Linked DNA regions of Mus musculus: region 2 is linked to region 1. A link is a loop called in an ENCODE intact Hi-C map of the cell type or tissue named here. Cell type or tissue: left cerebral cortex. All regions are shown on one strand. Links, peaks and the distances in the headings refer to the core of each region. The heading gives the core; the rest is flanking DNA. Region 1 holds the start of Pdilt (protein disulfide isomerase-like, testis expressed). Region 2 holds the start of Gp2 (glycoprotein 2 (zymogen granule membrane)).

Region 1 (8,336 bases), core at 233-8,232:
TTCTTTGATCAGAAATTAAGGGCTAGTGATATAGCTCATTTGCGCCATCTGGTGGAATGCCTTGGAACTAAGCAATTATTGTGCCTCTGGAAACTCAAGTGAGGTATGTGTGAGGAGCAGGGTACACTGGATGCTCCCTCCCCTCTCTGATCCCACCACCTTGCTAATGGGGTAGCCAAAGGGACCTGGTACTCTGTTAAAGTATCTGATATTCTGGGATCCTTGGCTGTTCACACAGTTGGGCAGCGAGGTGAGGTAGGGGCTCTTTACTAAAACCAGCCTCAGAGAACTGACCTTGGTCATGGCATGGGCTGTCCTCGTTGGAGTGGAAGGAGACGAAATGGAAAACCACCTGATGACATGGCTAGACTGCAGGTCCCTACTGCCACATAGCAGAGGTGTGTGCTGAGTCAGGGCTGGGGGAAACAGCTTCCTTTTCAAGCCAGAACATTCTATTTTTTCCATCTGGCACACTTTGAGAGAGCGCAGGTCACCTCCCAACTGTGGTCAAGGTCACTCTGACAGATATGTTTCATAAAGCAAAGCCTGGGACAGCCGGCACTGGCCCGGTTGCCAGTCACTGGCTCAGCGCTGGATCCTGAGTGTGAGTGGTCAGTGATCATTCTCATTAAACACATCCACACACGTGGATGGGGGGCAGAGACTTTGTGCCTCCCACGTGGATCGAGGTTTCTATCTGCTTCATCACCGTTGCTACCCTCATCACACCCATCTAGTGCCCGCAGCAAGCTCTGGCCTCTTTGCCGGTGGCTCTAATCAATGGCCTCTCCCAGTTTCCCCGTGGACTTTGTCATGCTGGGCTCATGCTTTTGAGTTTATGATCAGGCAGGGGAAGTCTTGGGATGATTGCCAAATGGTGGAGCATGTAGAGATACCTCACACGGCTCAGTGGGGTGTCTGAAGTGGAGGTAAGGGAGTCCGTGCTTCCATGGGCATAGGCCTCTCAGACTTCTGTTCCACCCACCCTTTCTTTTCTCCATATACTCTTAGCCACAGGATATACCGCAGGCTTCTGAAGATTTTGTCTCTCCTCTCCTGCCTATGAGTTCCGGGAAGGCAATGTAGCTACGGGGATGGCGGTACTGAGTACAATATTTGCAATGTGGGTATTTGATAAATGACCATTAAAAATCATCACTGCCATAGTTAAAACCATGACAGCTATCATCATCAACACCCTTTCATCACCACAATCATCATCACTGTTAGCATGCCCATCACTACCACTACCACCTCCACCATCTACATCACCATCTATATCGTTATAACTTCTATCATCATCATCGTCATCTCCTACATCTTAATCTCTACCGTCATTATCATCACCTCCATTATCATCACCTCCGTCAACATCATGGTAAAAAGAACTATAAATTGTAGCTAGCTTTTCTAAAAGACATACAATGCAGGTATTTTATTTACAGGATGTAAGCCTATATTGGAGAGGTTTTGAAGCTATTCTAACTTTCATCCCAGCCATATGTCCCTTGTCACTCGTTGTGTCTCCTGGCCACGTGCTTATGGTCCATCTCCTCTCATGGCGACCTTCTCCTTTTTTGCCTGCCTGCTTTCTTTCTCTTTCTCTCTTTCTCTCTTTCTTTCTTTCTTTCTTTCTTTCTTTCTTTCTTTCTTTCTTTCTTTCTTTCTTTCTTCCTTCCTTCCTTCCTTCCTTCCTTCCTTCCTTCCTTCCTTTCTTTCTTTCTTTCTTTCTTTCTTTCTTTCTTTCTTTCTTTCTTTCTTTCTTTCTTTCTTACTCTACCTGCACTTCCCAGGCAGGTAACTGAAAACCCGCCTCCCTTTATCAACTGCCCAATCCCAGGCTTTATTTAGCCTTTTATTGGCTTGGGGAGCAAGGTTACCTAGCATCACTTAGTGAAACTGAGGATCTGCTGCTTGGTGGCAGCCAGATCTTGGGGGCCAGTGTTTAGCATCCTGAATCCACAGCAGGGCCAGAATGATCCCAGCATATCACTCTCTTTATAATAAACTCTATTCCGTGTTAGTTACTCCTGTTCTGCTATAATAAAACACTCTAACCAAAAGCAACTTGGGGAGAAAACACAATTTATTTGCCTTATAGTTCTGGGTCATAATCTTTCACTGAGGGAAGTCAGAGCAGGAACTCGAGCAGGAACGAAATCATGAACCATGAAGAAACACTGCTTACAGGCTTGTCAAGGACCCCCTGCCCAAGGAATGGTGAGACATTCCACAGTCGTTTTCACCCTGCTATATCAATTAATAATGAATACAATACCTCATAGGAATGCCCACAGACCAATATGACTAAGCAGTTTCTCAACTGAGGCTTCTCCTCTCAGATAACTCTAGGCTATGTCAAGTTGGCAATCAAGGCTAACCTGGACTGTTGTCACCTCTGCCATTCTTATATTTATCCATCACCATCTCTCTATCATTACCTCCATCATCACCAAGTATCACCATTATCCCAGTCTCAATGACCATCTTCATAGTGATCCCCAGCAGTATCTCCTGTAACCCCAAGACACATTCTTGCTACCTTAGCCTTAGGGGCAAGTGGTAAATGGCCCTAATTCAATGACTTCTAAATCTTTCCTTGATCACTTTCCACCAAAAAGTGAACTTTCCCTCTCTCTTTGACTCAATTCAGGTGAATTGTCACAGAGAAAATGAGAGCCCAAGAAATTATCATTCATCCATCCATTCATCCATCCATCCATCCATTCAGTCAGTCAGTCAGTCAGTCAATCATTTGACATGTGTGAAGACCTACCGTGTCTCAACAGTGCCAGATCTAAGAATAGACACGGGTAAGGTACATGCAAGTTTAGAAGTGCTTTTGGTATGATGTGGCAAAGGGTAGGCTAAGAAGGAAGGCTAAGAAGAAGAGTGGGAAAGAGTCCTCCCCAGGCTACATGGGCATGAGAAAACACTTCCTCACAAGAAACTTAAATCTCACAGTCCAAGTGCAAAACTGAAGGGAGGATGCTACAGAACCTCATGCAGGACAAACGGCCCAGAGACTCGATCCAGAACATTCCATTCTGACAACTAGAGCTGCATTCTAGGAACCCGTTTCTCTGGGTGCTTTATAGAGAACACGCAGAAGGCGCGTGGGATCCATAGGGGAGCCTGCCTCAGGTCTCAGGCAGGGACTGGTAAGACCGAGGCCTGCAATGACAGACTGTATGGAGAGGGATGGGGACCACAGAGCTTTGGGTGCAGAAACAATAGAGTATGGAGATACAGTCTATATGAGGCTACAGCAAATTTGGGGATGGCCCTGAGGTTTCTGACTTTGACATTGAATGGGTGGTGGTGTCATCGGTGCACACAGGAGGTTAGGAGAAACAGGTTCTCAGAACCAAATCCAAAATACTGGAGTTTGTTTTAGACGCAGGCAGCTTGAGAGCTGAGAAGGAAAGGTTCTGCCAAGCATTGACCTTGAGTTCTGGAGTCTTCAGAAAGATGAGAGGCTGGCCAAGGATTTGAGAGCGGCTGAGATCTCCCCAAAACTCTCCTGTATAAAAAGCCCAACTTCCAACTTCCTCTGAGGAAAACGCTTATAAGCCTGCTCCAAAATGATTTTCCAAAAGGTCACTTTAGAAGGCCTGCCAGTTTTCAAAAACTCATTTTGAATTCAGTTGTGTATTGATAGACTCAAAGATGGGAACTTAATGACTTTAATTGACTGTTGCTTTTAGATGGCAATAATCGCTGCTCATGTGAAGGGAAGTGTTCACATACTTTGAAGTGTTCATATTGGTTGCTATTGGAGTGATTTTAAAAATGTAAAAGCAGGAGTTGAGGGTGTATCACGGTAGTAGAGGGTTCGAGAAAAAAAGACGTTAGCCTTCCCCTGTGACAGAACAGCTATTGGTGAGCAGAATTTTGGGTTCCTACAGGGACAGGCCAATGTCCAGCTGAGTGCCTGTCGTATTTTTGTGTTTTCTTTCCATCTGATAGTATATGGAAGCCCTATGGTCCCCCAACTCAATGAGACAGGCATCACCCTTCATTGCCAGAGCCAAATACTCACGGAAAATCACCATTAGGAAGCGGGTTTCATTCAGCGTCTGCGTCAAGCCTGCGGGAGTCAGCACCATTAAGTTATGATCCTCCAGGATGTGCAAAGGCTGGGAAATGTTGATGCCCGTGTCTATCTCTGGTGAGCCAAGGACCTCTGAGAGGCAAGCAGCCACCAGCAGCAAAGGTGTCCAAAGCAGTTCCATGGATGGCCTGCAGGGGGCAGCAGAGGAAGCATATCTCTTCTCAAACCTACACTGATGGGGACCTTGGAGCATGCAGGCACTGCAGCAATGTACACAGCTTGGCAAAAGACAAGCTTGTCTGAGCAACCTCAACCCCTGGGCACTAGAACAACTCCTATTCATCGAGACCTGGAGTCAAACACAGACCTTTGGAAACCACTGGGTTTTCTAGCTACTTGGAGAGAAGTTTGTAGAGTAAGTGCCACTGCAGAATCCCAAAGTGAACCTCTGACCGGTCTCCTCCCACCATCCCGTTACCAATACTAACGATGCCTCCTGCCCCTCCAACTCTGCCCAGACCACTTCCTTTAACCCTTGAATCATATATATTGTATTTTTCCTTTCTCGGTTTGCTATGTTTGGTAAAAAAAAAAAAAACTCTTCAAAAGCGTGAACCACAAGTCAGCGTCTATTCTAGGATGTTTCAAGATTTCCATTGTCAACGCAATTCATCTAAATCTCTTCATTTTAGCCCCCAGACTCTTAGACAAGGGCGAAAAGCGGCCATATCTTCACCAATATCACAAGAACAGTCTCTAGGTTACGTTAGGTTACATCTAGGTTACGTCTAGGCTAACGTTCTTCTCCTCTGAAACCTCTTGAGCCAGGCCCCACAGTTCAAATCACCTCCGCACTACTGTCTTCCATGTTCCCACTAGGAATGCCTATGAAGTCCCACTTAAAGCATCCCACTGCTTTCCTAATCTAAACTCCTGAAATCTGCTTGCCTCTGGACAGAAGCATGCTCAAGCCTATCACAGCAATAACCCCAGATCCTGGTACCAACGTGTCTTAGGGTTTTATTGCTGTGAAGGGACACCATGACCAAGGCAACTCTTATAAAGGAAAGCATTTAACTGGGACTGGCTTACAGTTTCAGAAGTTTAGTCATTATCTCTAAGGTACAAAGCATGGCATCATGCAGGCAGATGGTGCTGGAGGAGCTGAGAGTTCTACATCTTGATCCAAAGGCAACCAGGAGAAGACTGTGTGCCACACTGGGTTGGAGTTTGAGTTTAGGAGACCTCAAAGCCTGACACCACAGTGACACACTTCCTCCAACAATGTCATACCTCCTCCAATAAAACCACACCACCTAATGGTCCCTATGGACCAAGCATTGAAACACATAAATCTATAGTGAGGGGGGGATTGTCCTTATTCAAGCCACCACAGTCCTGTCTTTTAGTTATTGCTATGATGAAACACCATGACTAAAAGCAAGCTTTGAAGGAAAGGGTTTACTCGGCTTATACTTCCATATCACTGCTCATCACTGAAGGAAGTCAGGATAGGAACTAAACCAGGCAAGAACCCAGAGGCAGGAGCTGATGCAGAGGCCACTGAAGAGTTCTGCTTACTGGCTTGATATCTATGTCTTGCTCAGTCTGTTCTATAGAACCCAGGGCCTCCATCCCACGGATGGCATCACCCACAATGGGCTGGACCTTCCCCCATCAATCACTAATTAAGAAAATTCCCTACAGGTTTGCCTACAGCCCAATATTATTGAGGCATTTTCTCAACTGAGACTCACTCCTCCCAATGACTCTAGCTCATGTCAAGTTGACATAAAACTAACCAGTACAAGATCCAAATATCTATGTGCTTCAAAGGTTCCAGATGATTCTTAAACTGTTGTTGTTTCAACTCTTTACTTGAGTACTCTTAGCCACACCCCCTGAATAGTCTCAGCCACACCCCCTGAGTAGTGCCACTCCTCCTGATCCTGTGGGGGCCATTTTTATTCAAACCAGCACATTCACTCATTCATTAGTTCGCTCACTATGTATTTTTTCAAGTCATGAGCCATGCTGCCTTCCCTTCTAGGCACAGAAGACACAGGAGTGGATGAAACAGACTAGAGTCTTTATGTTCTGCTGGGAAACAAGTAGATGAGACAAAAAAGAAGGTGCTGATAAGAGCTGGGAACAAGAGCAGGGAGGAAGGACTGGAAAATGATGGAAGAAAGGAACAGCATAGCATTTAAGGGAGGATGGTGGTAGAAAGCTTTGTTCAGGGAACACGTGACTAAAGCAAGCAAATAAAATGAACTGTACATTCTCCAGGAGTGGAGAGAATGTAAACCCTCCTCCCAGCCATCACGTGCTGCCCTTTTGCTCTTTCTACTGAGAGTCCCCTGAAACCTAGGCTTGGCTCTGTGTCATCTCTGGCAGACCATCAAGAGCTGCATCCCTGCTTGCACTGTGCCCTCAGCTGTTCTCTGCCAATGCCTTGCCCGCTTGTTACCTAGGTGTGGACCTCATTCTTTTTGTGCCTGCTTGCTCCTGTGGCCAGCATCCTTCCTGCTCAGTCCTAAAAATTCCAAACTCAGACTCAATATCAGCCCCCAGTTCAGGGGACAGTGACTGTTCCTTGGTAGGAATAGCAGATGCTGAAAAGGTGTTCCTAAGCCCCTTTGTGGGATTTTCACTACCAGGATTCCACCAAGACCTCCATATCGCAACCACCATTGGCTCTTATCCAGACCATGTGATGCTTGCTGGTCATCTATTCTTTATATTCCTCAGTCCTCTGACACACACTCACAGCAGTTAGAGACCACCATTTTTAATATGAACTAGACCAACTTGCTTCTCTTTCTGGAAAGGTTCCCATGATCTGTCAGCATGAATCATCCAAAACCTTGTGTTAGTCTCTTGGCTGCAGTGTCTCTAGACCTTGTCCTTAATGCCCTGTGACCTAGGCCCCTCCCCAACTCCACCCAGGACTTTGCCTCTGCCTAGGACTTATTTATCTCACTCCTGATCATCCAGAGCTGAGTGTTGAAGCCCCTGCTGAGAGTATGTACCATGGACACCAGAGGCCACCCCAGCTCAGATACCAGCTCTCAGGAGGGAAGGTTTCTCAAGCCACCCGGCCTCATTCACCTCCATCTGGAGCACACTGGCCCCCCAAGCACCCGTGTTTATTTCATATTCCAGTTTGTTTTTGCCAAGCTGATTAGATATTCATGATCTTCCCACCTCAACCTCCCAAGCGCTAAGATTTCAGATAATGCACAAATAGCATTGTTCATAGCTGCTTCTCCACCTCCTAGAACCACGCCTGGACCTGTTTTGATGCTCCGTGAATAGTGAGTGTATGGATGGCCTCGTTTAATTCTTACTACAAGCCCCAAGTCCTATTTTAGTGGGTCAATTAACAACTAAACAGTAAGGTTTTTACAAGAGTTTTGTTCTGTTTGTTTACAAATACTAATGCTTGGGTCTAAATCCAAACAGGTCTGGGGTGGGGTCATGCTGCTCCTATAAAGCCATTGTACTGGCCCTAATGTGTTGCATCTTTAATATATAATACACCCTACAAAAGGAAGGTCACCAAGGCAGGCTTGTCAATCAGAGAGTGGTGTTATTTGGCAAGCTCATACCTGCAAGCAGCTGGATTACTTTCGGGGCTGTCAGGCCACATGGAGCTGGGGCAGTCAGCCCTGTGGCAATCAGGGAGGGTGCAGAAGTCTGAGGAGAAGGCTTTAAGTTTCCTCTTGTGTTGAGAGCAGGACCTGTCTGCTAATGAGTGAGCCCAAGAAACCCAGGAGCAGAAAGGGAGTTCCTGCTTGAGCACATGGAGGTCACAGCTGCCTCTGAAACTATGTTCTGAGTTCTGGGATTCTAGAGGGCCAGGTGAGGGAGCTTTAGAAGAATGGGCCATTGTTGAGTAAGAGGGGCCCAGCCTAGCAGCCCTGTTCAAAGCGTGTACCCATGGACACCAAGGACCAGAAGCCAAACTGACTGTAGGAAGCTGGCTGGCTGTGGATTGGTGTTCGAATCTTAGCACTGTCCTAACCCACATGACCTTAAACATGGTGTTTCCTCTTTCTGAGGCTTGGTTTTCTCGACTGTTCAATACGGTGACATTCACTGTGTACAGAAAGGGTTAAACAAACTGATGGGTGCAAAATGAGAAGCTGAGTATATGGAAGGCAGTAAGCACTCTCTCCCACCTCCACTACTGTTGGTCTCTTAGACTTCCCTTTCTTCCTCTCCCTTGCTCACCTCCCTTCTCTTTCGTTCCCTTCCCTTCACTCCCCTCCCCTCCCCT
Region 2 (8,336 bases), core at 12-8,011, 65 kb before region 1:
GAATAGACACTTCCTGGAGTTTTTGTTTCCTGAGCACATCTTAAGCATGTGTCCAAGGTACAGCGCTGCCTTGTGAATGTCTTCATTATTCACCAGTGCCTTGATCATACTGAATGTTCTTAAGCTATATTTCAGAAATGAAGAATTTAGGGAGTGAAAGCTCTTGAAGCAGGTTGGTAACACCGTATGGACATCATAGATTGTGTGTGTGTGACCAGTGTCAGAGCTACAAGTCAAAGATGAAAGTTCAAGACAATACCTTACAATGGGCTGGAGAGCAGTTTCGAGGCTGACGCTCATGTCCAGTGGGTAGGCACACTGGAAGTTGACATTGACACGAAAGTCCCTGATAATAAAGTCAGTGGCCAAGGAAAGGGTGTTTCTGTAGATGGCATGGGTCCCATTTTTCTTTGGCACAAAACAAAAACAAACAAACAAACCCATATGTATTTATTATGCAGATGTGTGTAGGTATATCTTGAACTCAGATCTGTCTGGTTCTATGGTCAGTGTTCCCAGCCATGGAGCCCCCTTGAATTCTGGCCTCCAGAAAGTAAGGGTTTCTCTTCTACCTGTCATGCTAGCCCAGAGTATGGGAAACTCAGAGTAAACACTAGAAAGTGAATGACTGATCCTGTGGGAGAGCTGGGGGCTGATGTTCTTGCTCTTCCTTCACCGCCCTTAATTAAGATCATCACAATCTGAGCCAACTTTATAAAGCTCAAGCATTAAGCCCAGCCTAAGCTCTTTAGCATGGACCAGAGTGTGTAAATTCACATAGCTCTGGAGACCCAAAGTGGATAAGACATTTGCCTAAGATCTCACTGCTAGGAAGATGTCCCCACTAGCACAGATCTTATCCTCAAGTATCGATGGTGTGAAGAGCACTTACCTCCAGGATGTTCCCACAGTAATTAGCCACAACAGGGCTGGTCATGGACACCCAGTTGTTGGGCTCATCTTGCATGGTACCATTGCAGTTCCGGTCATTGAGGTAGGCAATGATCTCCTCCTTGAAACCCATACCTCCCAGCAAACACTTGTCCAACTTCACCTTGATCTCATTATCTCCACAGTCCAGAAGAGGCTGCAAACTCTGAGAGTCTAGGAAGCCAAGAGTGAGGTCAGCAGAGCAGACAGGGGACTAAAAACAACAAGGGGCATCTACATTCTTTGCCTGGTAGTACATCCATCAGGCCCACCAAGTTGCTGAATAGACTAGATGAGGTCTGGGACCCCAATAGAAATCACACTTAGACTGATAAACCTCTGGTCCAAGACTTCTAAGCATCTGAGGTACATGTGTGACTTAGCTGGTATTGGGAAAACAAAATGGTCCTCCTGTATTCCAGACTAAACCAAAGCCAGATGCCCACACCACAGCCACTTGTTGCTACAGTATTCCAGCAGCTGACCTGGAAGCTTTGTCTGGCCTTACCCTCTCTCCTCCTTGCAAATCCACTGGCTTCATAATAAGTGGCCCAAATAACTCTCAAGATTTCCCAATGTCCATTCTATGGCCCCTGACTCTGGTCCCTGCCGTTTTCTGATCCCCAAGCCTCCTTCCTCTTGCCCTGCCTACTCAGCCCTGGGAGCTGCTCACCAGAAACATGGAGGTCCTGCCTACAGACACAGGACCAGTTGTTATTTTGGAATACACATTCCTCCTCAGGACGACAAGTAATCTCACAATTCTTGGGTGCAGTGGAGGGGTCTAGAGGGAAGGAATGGAGAGAAAGGATTAGGAGGCAGAGCAGGATGGGTCTAAGGCCTCCCAAGCCAAGGATATCATTATGTCAGAGTCTTTCTAAACATATGAGAAACTTACCAGAAGAGCCGCAGCCATAATTCATCTTTCCTGACTCCAAAACCCAGCAGAGGGAGTAACAGCCCTGAAAACTGCCAGGCAAGCCATGCACTGTGCTGACTACTTAGCATGCTTTGGTTCAGCTGACCCCTGTGGTAGAAACGTGTGATGGGGCAGAATGACTTTAAGTCCACCGCTGCCAGCATTATAGAGCCTGAGTTTAAGTCCCAGCTCTTCTCATTCCAGCTCTGTGATACGGGGACAGCTGTGTGACCTTTCTGTGTTCCAGACCCTAATAGGAATGACTACGTGGATCCTATTTCATGGACTGAGTAGGGAGTTTCAGTGTGCTGATATGATTAAAGCTGAACGGTAGCGGGCTCACTGTAGGCAGTGTAGTAAGGCAGTGTAAGCTGTTAGCTTTACCCTTTGTTTCAGATCAGAAAGCAGGTTCTAAGAGGAATACAATTTGAGACAAGTAAAATTTGAATGAGCTTGGGTTCTTCATTTTGTGTGTGTGTTTCTCTGTGTGTGCTTGTGTATGTTTTTCTATATGTGCATCTGTATGTGTGTGTCAGTGTGTCAGTGTGTCTCTGTGTGTGTCAGTGTGTGTCCATATGTGTCTATGTGGGTCTGTATGTGTGTCTGTGTGTTTTTATATGCGTGTGAGTCTGTGCTGTATAACTATGTGTGGGTCTGAGCACTTGTGCATCCAGAGGCTAGAGGGGATGTCAGGTGTCCTACTCAGTCACTCTTCACCTTATTCCCTTAAGACAGGGCCTCTCATTGAACCTAGGTCCAGCATCCTGTCTCTGGTGGCGACCAGACTTGGGATAGCAGGCATGCTTAGTCTCATTCAGATTTTTACATGTGTGCTGGGGATTTAAACTCATGTACCCACACTTTCACAGCAAGCACTTTTACCTGCTGAGCCTTATAACTAGTGCAATATCATGCAATATTCATTTATAAGGCTCTTTCACTCAACTATAAGTTTCAGGCTTGTAGGTGGCAGGTCCCAAATTACATTTCCATGTGTATCCCTGTCAAGAGTCCAGTGGTGGCTGCTTTATTCAGTCTCCTCCTAACTGTCTCTTCTGGCTCCATTGAATCCTTGGAACTAAAGTTCACCCTTCCCTGTAGCTGCTGCTTACCTGTGCAGTATCTCAGACTGCATTCAGGGGTACCCTGTAACTTGTACACGTGATATTCTCCTAGTTCTTCAGAACAGGCCTTCACCTGGACCTCAGAACGCCAGAAGCAACAATTTTCATTCCAGTTGGCACAGGCTGTGTGGCTGACAATGCCATCTCCAAGGATGGGGTGAGATCCACTCAGCCACATGGGGGCAGAGGTGTGGCACCGGAACACACTCACACAGGTCTCTGGCATCTTCACTCCTCCATCACCCACAAAGCGGTACCAGCCGTGCAGGTTATCATCACACCATGCAACTGATGAATCGTTGTTCTCTGTGCTTCTGGTAGGATCATTCAGGACCGTGTGATTCTGGCAGGGATCAAAGCAGATTCCAGAACTTGGAGAGTCAGGGGATCCACAGTCCAAGTCCAGATTGGAGCTGTTCCTGGGCCTCCCATAACCTGAAAAGAACAGAGAGCATGTGGGTTTATTGAGCAACTCCACAGCCCTAGGGGTTTTTATCCCTTCTCCATTTTGCTTTGAATGCCCTAATGATCCCAGTGAGGCCAATAGGTACACATTGCAGTAATTAACACCAAGCTTTGTCACTCAGGAAGAAGGACAATCATAGCAAAGACATTCAGGCCACCACTTTGCATAACCCCCATTGCCCTACTCAGGGTTACAAAGAGCTTCTCTGTGGGCCACTAGCAAGACACGGTGAGAGTCCAGCTCAACCATTGTTTGTTTTGCTCATAAATGTAATACAAGGCTCCCTGAGAAAAACCTTAGCCATTAGTAAAGTGAATTAAGCAAAAATAAATATTGGCATGTCGCTTAATTTGGCAAAAGATAAAAGTCTTAAGATAAATGTTTTAAGATGAAAGTTGTCCTTAGTTGGACCCATCTCTAGAAGCGATCACAAATTTGTTGTATAGCCCTTAGAATTTTCCCATGCATGTGTGAGCATGCATACAGAGAGAGAGAGAGAGAGAGAGAGAGAGAGAGAGAGAGAGGAGGAGAGCATGCTGGATTTTTTTAACGTATTATAAAATCAACATCGTTCCCTATCAGTAGGTAACGTTACAGGCCAGCATGTATAGATGTATCATGTTAATCATTGCCAAGCTTAGTGTTATTGGTATAGTATTGGCTAAGTTGTTCATTGTTGTGCAGGTGTCTTCAAAATAGAATCAAACCTTGGCCTCCACCCACCCAATGCAGAGGCTGCTTCTGAAGACTTCAAGCATCTTGAATGGTTTCTGAAAGCCAAAATTATCTCCACTGAAAACCACTCACCTAACAGGACCATTTCTGCTTTAGGGGAGAGTGGGCAATGGTGTGTGAAGAGGCAGAGAAATGATTAAGGGGATGATCAGATGCTGAGAGAGGGGACTTAAGAGCAGACATACTGGCTGGTGGCCCGGAAAGGTGCTTATGCTCTTTGGAGACTTTTTTTTTTTCAGAGAGTCTTTAAAAATTAGTTTTGTGTAGGGGTCTGAAGAGAGAGTGCGGTTAGTACAGTGCCTTGTAAGCACGAAGATGTGAGTTTGAGCATGGAGAACTCGTTTTTAAAAGGTGGGCACTGTGGTATGAATTTCTAATCCCAGTGCTGGGGAGGTGGGAATAGTACAGTCCTTTGGGACTCACCAACCAGCCAGCGTAGCCTACACTGAAACTGAGAAACCTTGACTTATAAAGCAAAGTGGATGGCACCAGAGGAATGGCAGAATGGTATGTGAGGTTGTTCTCTGGACTCCACGTGTGTGTGTGTGTGTGTGTGTGTGTGCGCGCGCACACACACAACATAGAATATAGGGAGATTCTATTACTCTGTTAATATTCATAAAGTAAATAAGCAACCATTAAAGTTTGGGAAGAATTTCCCAGGGTCCTTTGGGGGTAGATATGCTTTTTTTTTTTTTTTTTTGCTTTTCTTCACTTTTCCATTTTATTTTATTTTTTTTAATTAGGTATTTTCCTCATTTACATTATCCCAAAAGTCCCCCATACTCTCCCACCCACTCCCACTTCATTTGAGAGATAAAGCCTCCAAGATTCAGTGAGATGGCTGCCATATGCTGCCACACCCAATAGCCTAGTTCCAGGCAGTTACCTTACCGGTAGAATGATGAAGGAAGCACACAGTTAGGCTATATATATATATATACATACATACATACATATCAGTAAGACTTTTTTTTTAAAGGAATGAAAGGCTGTTTTTCAGCCTTGCTCATGTATGTGTTTGCTCTAAGGAAAGGACTTGTGGTCCTTGTTATTCTTGGATCATTTCCCACACACCCTGTGCTTTCCCATGGGAGTAAGAGCTCAGTTCTCTCCCTAACCTCCCACTACAGGCTCACATTTGCACCTTTAGCTTAGCTGGGAACTTCTTCTATAACTGTCTAGGTTGCTCCCACTTGCAGCTCTTAGGACCTGGATGTGGTGATATATCATTTTAATCCCAGTATTGTAGAGGCCAAGTCCAAAGGATGGAAAGCCAGCAAAACACACACACACACACACACACACACACACACACACACACACACACACAGAGAGAGAGAGAGAGAGAAAGAGAGAGAGAGAGAGAGAGAGAGAGAGAGAGAGAGAGAGAGAGAGAGAGAGATTGAGAGAGAGAGAATGAAAATCTTTGGAAGATAGAGATATTGTTAAATCTAGCACTTTTTTTTTTTTTACAGATGAACAACTTGATATAGAAGGGTGAAGTGTGTGGCAGAACTATCTCTCTTATGTTTCAGTCTGTGCTCTCAAATCACCTCCTAGAAGGGACTACACTGGCCCCCCTGCCTTTTCAGGCTCTGAGAGCTCCATGAGTCCCTTGCTCTCTAGCCTTTGTTTCCAATTCTCTGTTTCTGGAACCAGCTGAGCAGCCTTTCCTCCTCCCTTCCTCTGCTCTCTCTTTAGGTCTTGTGGAGCATCTAAGATCCCTGGTGAGCAGACACTCACCTTGATGTATTGTAGATGGAGATACCAGTGTCAGAACGCAGGAGGCTGCAGCCAGCCACAGCAGGTCACAACCCACCATCCTTTTCATAAAGTGAAGCTTGCAGGTTACTCTGCAGCCTGCAGATTCTTCATAAATCTATAGAAAAGGAAAGGCTCCCATCAGGTCAAGCTAACAAACCTTTAGCCCCTGGGTAAGGTTGAAACTCATATTGGTTCAGCATCTATCATGTGACCCTATTTGCTAGAGGCCCTTTTCATAATTTGTCTTACTTAGGTCTCTGAACCACTCCATAGGGAGGTATTGTTATGAGTCCCGTTTTGTTGATGAAGAAGTTTTGTTAGGCAAATGGATGATCTGGAAAATATCATCCTGAGTGAGGTAACCCAATCACAAAAGAACACACATGATATTCACTCACTGATAAGTGGATATTAACCCAAAAACTTAGAATACCCAAGATACAATTTGAAAACCACATGAAACTCAAGAAGAAGGAAGACCAAAGTGTGGACACTTCGCTCCTTCATAGAATGGGGGAACAAAATACCCATGGAAGGAGTTACAGAGACAAAGTTAGGAGCAGAGCCTGAAGGAACAACCATCCAGAGACTGCCCCACTTGGGGATCCACCCCATAAACAACCACCAAATCCAGACACTAGGCAGATGCCAACAAGAGCTTGCTGACAGGAGCCTGATATAGCTGTCTCCTGCGATGCTCTGCCAGTGCCCGGAAAATACAGAAGTGGATGCTCACAATCATCCATTGGACGGAGCACAAGGTCCCCAATGAAGGAGCCAGAGAAAGTACCCAGGGAGCTGAAGAGGACTGAAGCCCCGTGGAAGGAACATCAATATGAACTAACCAGTACCCCTAGAGCTCCTTGGAACTATACCACCAATCAAAGAAAACACATGGTAGAACTTGTGGCTCTAGCTATATCTGTAGCAGAGGATGGCCTAGTCAGTCATCAATGGGAGGAGAGGCCCTTGCTCCTGTGAAGGTTTCTTTGTCCCAGTATAGGGGAATGCCAGGACCAGGAATGGGAGTGGGTGGGTTGGGGAACAGGGGGAGGGGGAGGGGATTTTTGGTGGGGAAACTAGGAAAGGGGATAATATTTGAAATGTAAATAAAGAAAATATCTAATAAAAAAAGAAAGAAAGGAGTATATAATCCAAACAATATTTATACAGCTGTGTCTCTGCAAATATGGACATACATGACCAACATATGGCAATAGGTCCAGGTTCTCAGAACCCAAACTATTGGCATGACATACAGAAATGGAGTGGGATGGGAATAGGGGCTTTCCAAGAAGAAATCAATAGCAAGCTAGCAAAAGGGGGGTCAGTGCTGTGGAGTGTCCAAGAGCAATATTTGCAAAGTCCCTGCACAGGTGGCAGAAGACACTCTCTGGAAACTGAAGGCAAGAATTCTAGTAATTATTGGTACCTAGGGAGGAGAGTTCTATCTATCTTGATTATATATGTGCATCAGGTTCTGCTAAGACGCTCTGAGATTTCACAAGTGTAGCATTATGTTAGGCTGAATTCTAAGCCCCTTTCATTCTGTACAGAAGAGGGCATACACTGGCTTCCCAGTTTAAAAACAATTACATGATGAAATAATTAATGAAGGAATAAGCAAGCAAAGAAGTAAATAAGAAATAGAAAGACAAAAATGTCTGCCGACTTCAGTGACATTTACCCTTCTGTGCCCCGAAAGGGGACCTCTGTATGGTTTCTTGCAGCCTCTAAAAGATAGAACTTGGGGCTGCAAACCTGTTTCTGATGGAGTATCATGAATGCATGATGAGAGAACAGAGACAGGGGAGTAACCAGGACTAAGCTTTTAGAGATGCCAACCCAAGTGGACACCTTGGACTGTCCAGCAGGTGACTTGGATTATGAACTAACTGAGCTGAGGAACAATTAACAAGAGTTAAGGTCCAGAGTCACTTCTGGGTTCAGAAAGTTTGCAGATCGCCCTAGTAAGTCCAGTACACAAAGAAGGTTAAACTCACCTGCAAGGGAGACTAAATCTTCCTGGGCTTTGGAGCAGGACTTACCATAAGAGAAGAACCCAAAGTATCCTTCCTCCCTGCCCAGTGTGGGAACATAACCTACGGCCTGACTCCTTTATACTGACACTCCCCACCCATGTGGCTCTTCATGATTGGTGCTGAGGTAGGACTGGCACTAAGTTCCCAGGCACTAGGACTTGATGAACACAGGTAAGATAAGCCATTGACCATCAAGGGTAGTGAAAGAAGGGCTTTTGTGCCACCGGCATGGAAACTCTTCCAGAAGGTGCTGTTTCACACGGATGTTTCTCCGTAAGCAACTGCAATATGTACTTAAGGTTGGCTGTATCAGGCGCAGTCAATACCCTGTGATCATTACTTTCTCACATCGG

What was found. A loop is a pair of places that touch in the nucleus more often than their neighbours do. Peaks named below come from ENCODE experiments on the same cell type or tissue, not always from the same donor. Only the 100,000 strongest peaks of a DNase experiment are listed, where the experiment ranks them.
Region 2: it touches region 1 in a loop (2.4-fold over the local background); 5 of 42 quality-filtered maps call a loop at or near these places.

The regions. Positions count from the first base shown.
Region 1 is chr7:119,515,590-119,523,925 of GRCm38, forward strand. It overlaps Pdilt (protein disulfide isomerase-like, testis expressed), which reads right to left and starts at 7,893. Exons shown (of 12, transcript NM_027943.1): 1 at 7,666-7,893; 2 at 4,043-4,242. The coding sequence starts at 4,235. In left cerebral cortex, for the core only: a CTCF peak has its summit at 4,242 (motif pointing right); a DNase peak (open chromatin) is centred at 4,248.
Region 2 is chr7:119,451,241-119,459,576 of GRCm38, forward strand. Gp2 (glycoprotein 2 (zymogen granule membrane)) reads right to left here and starts at 8,032. Exons shown (of 11, transcript NM_025989.4): 1 at 7,945-8,032; 2 at 5,921-6,056; 3 at 2,962-3,408; 4 at 1,604-1,714; 5 at 893-1,104; 6 at 260-408. The coding sequence starts at 5,999. In left cerebral cortex, for the core only: no CTCF peak of the experiment used is centred there; a DNase peak (open chromatin) is centred at 3,472.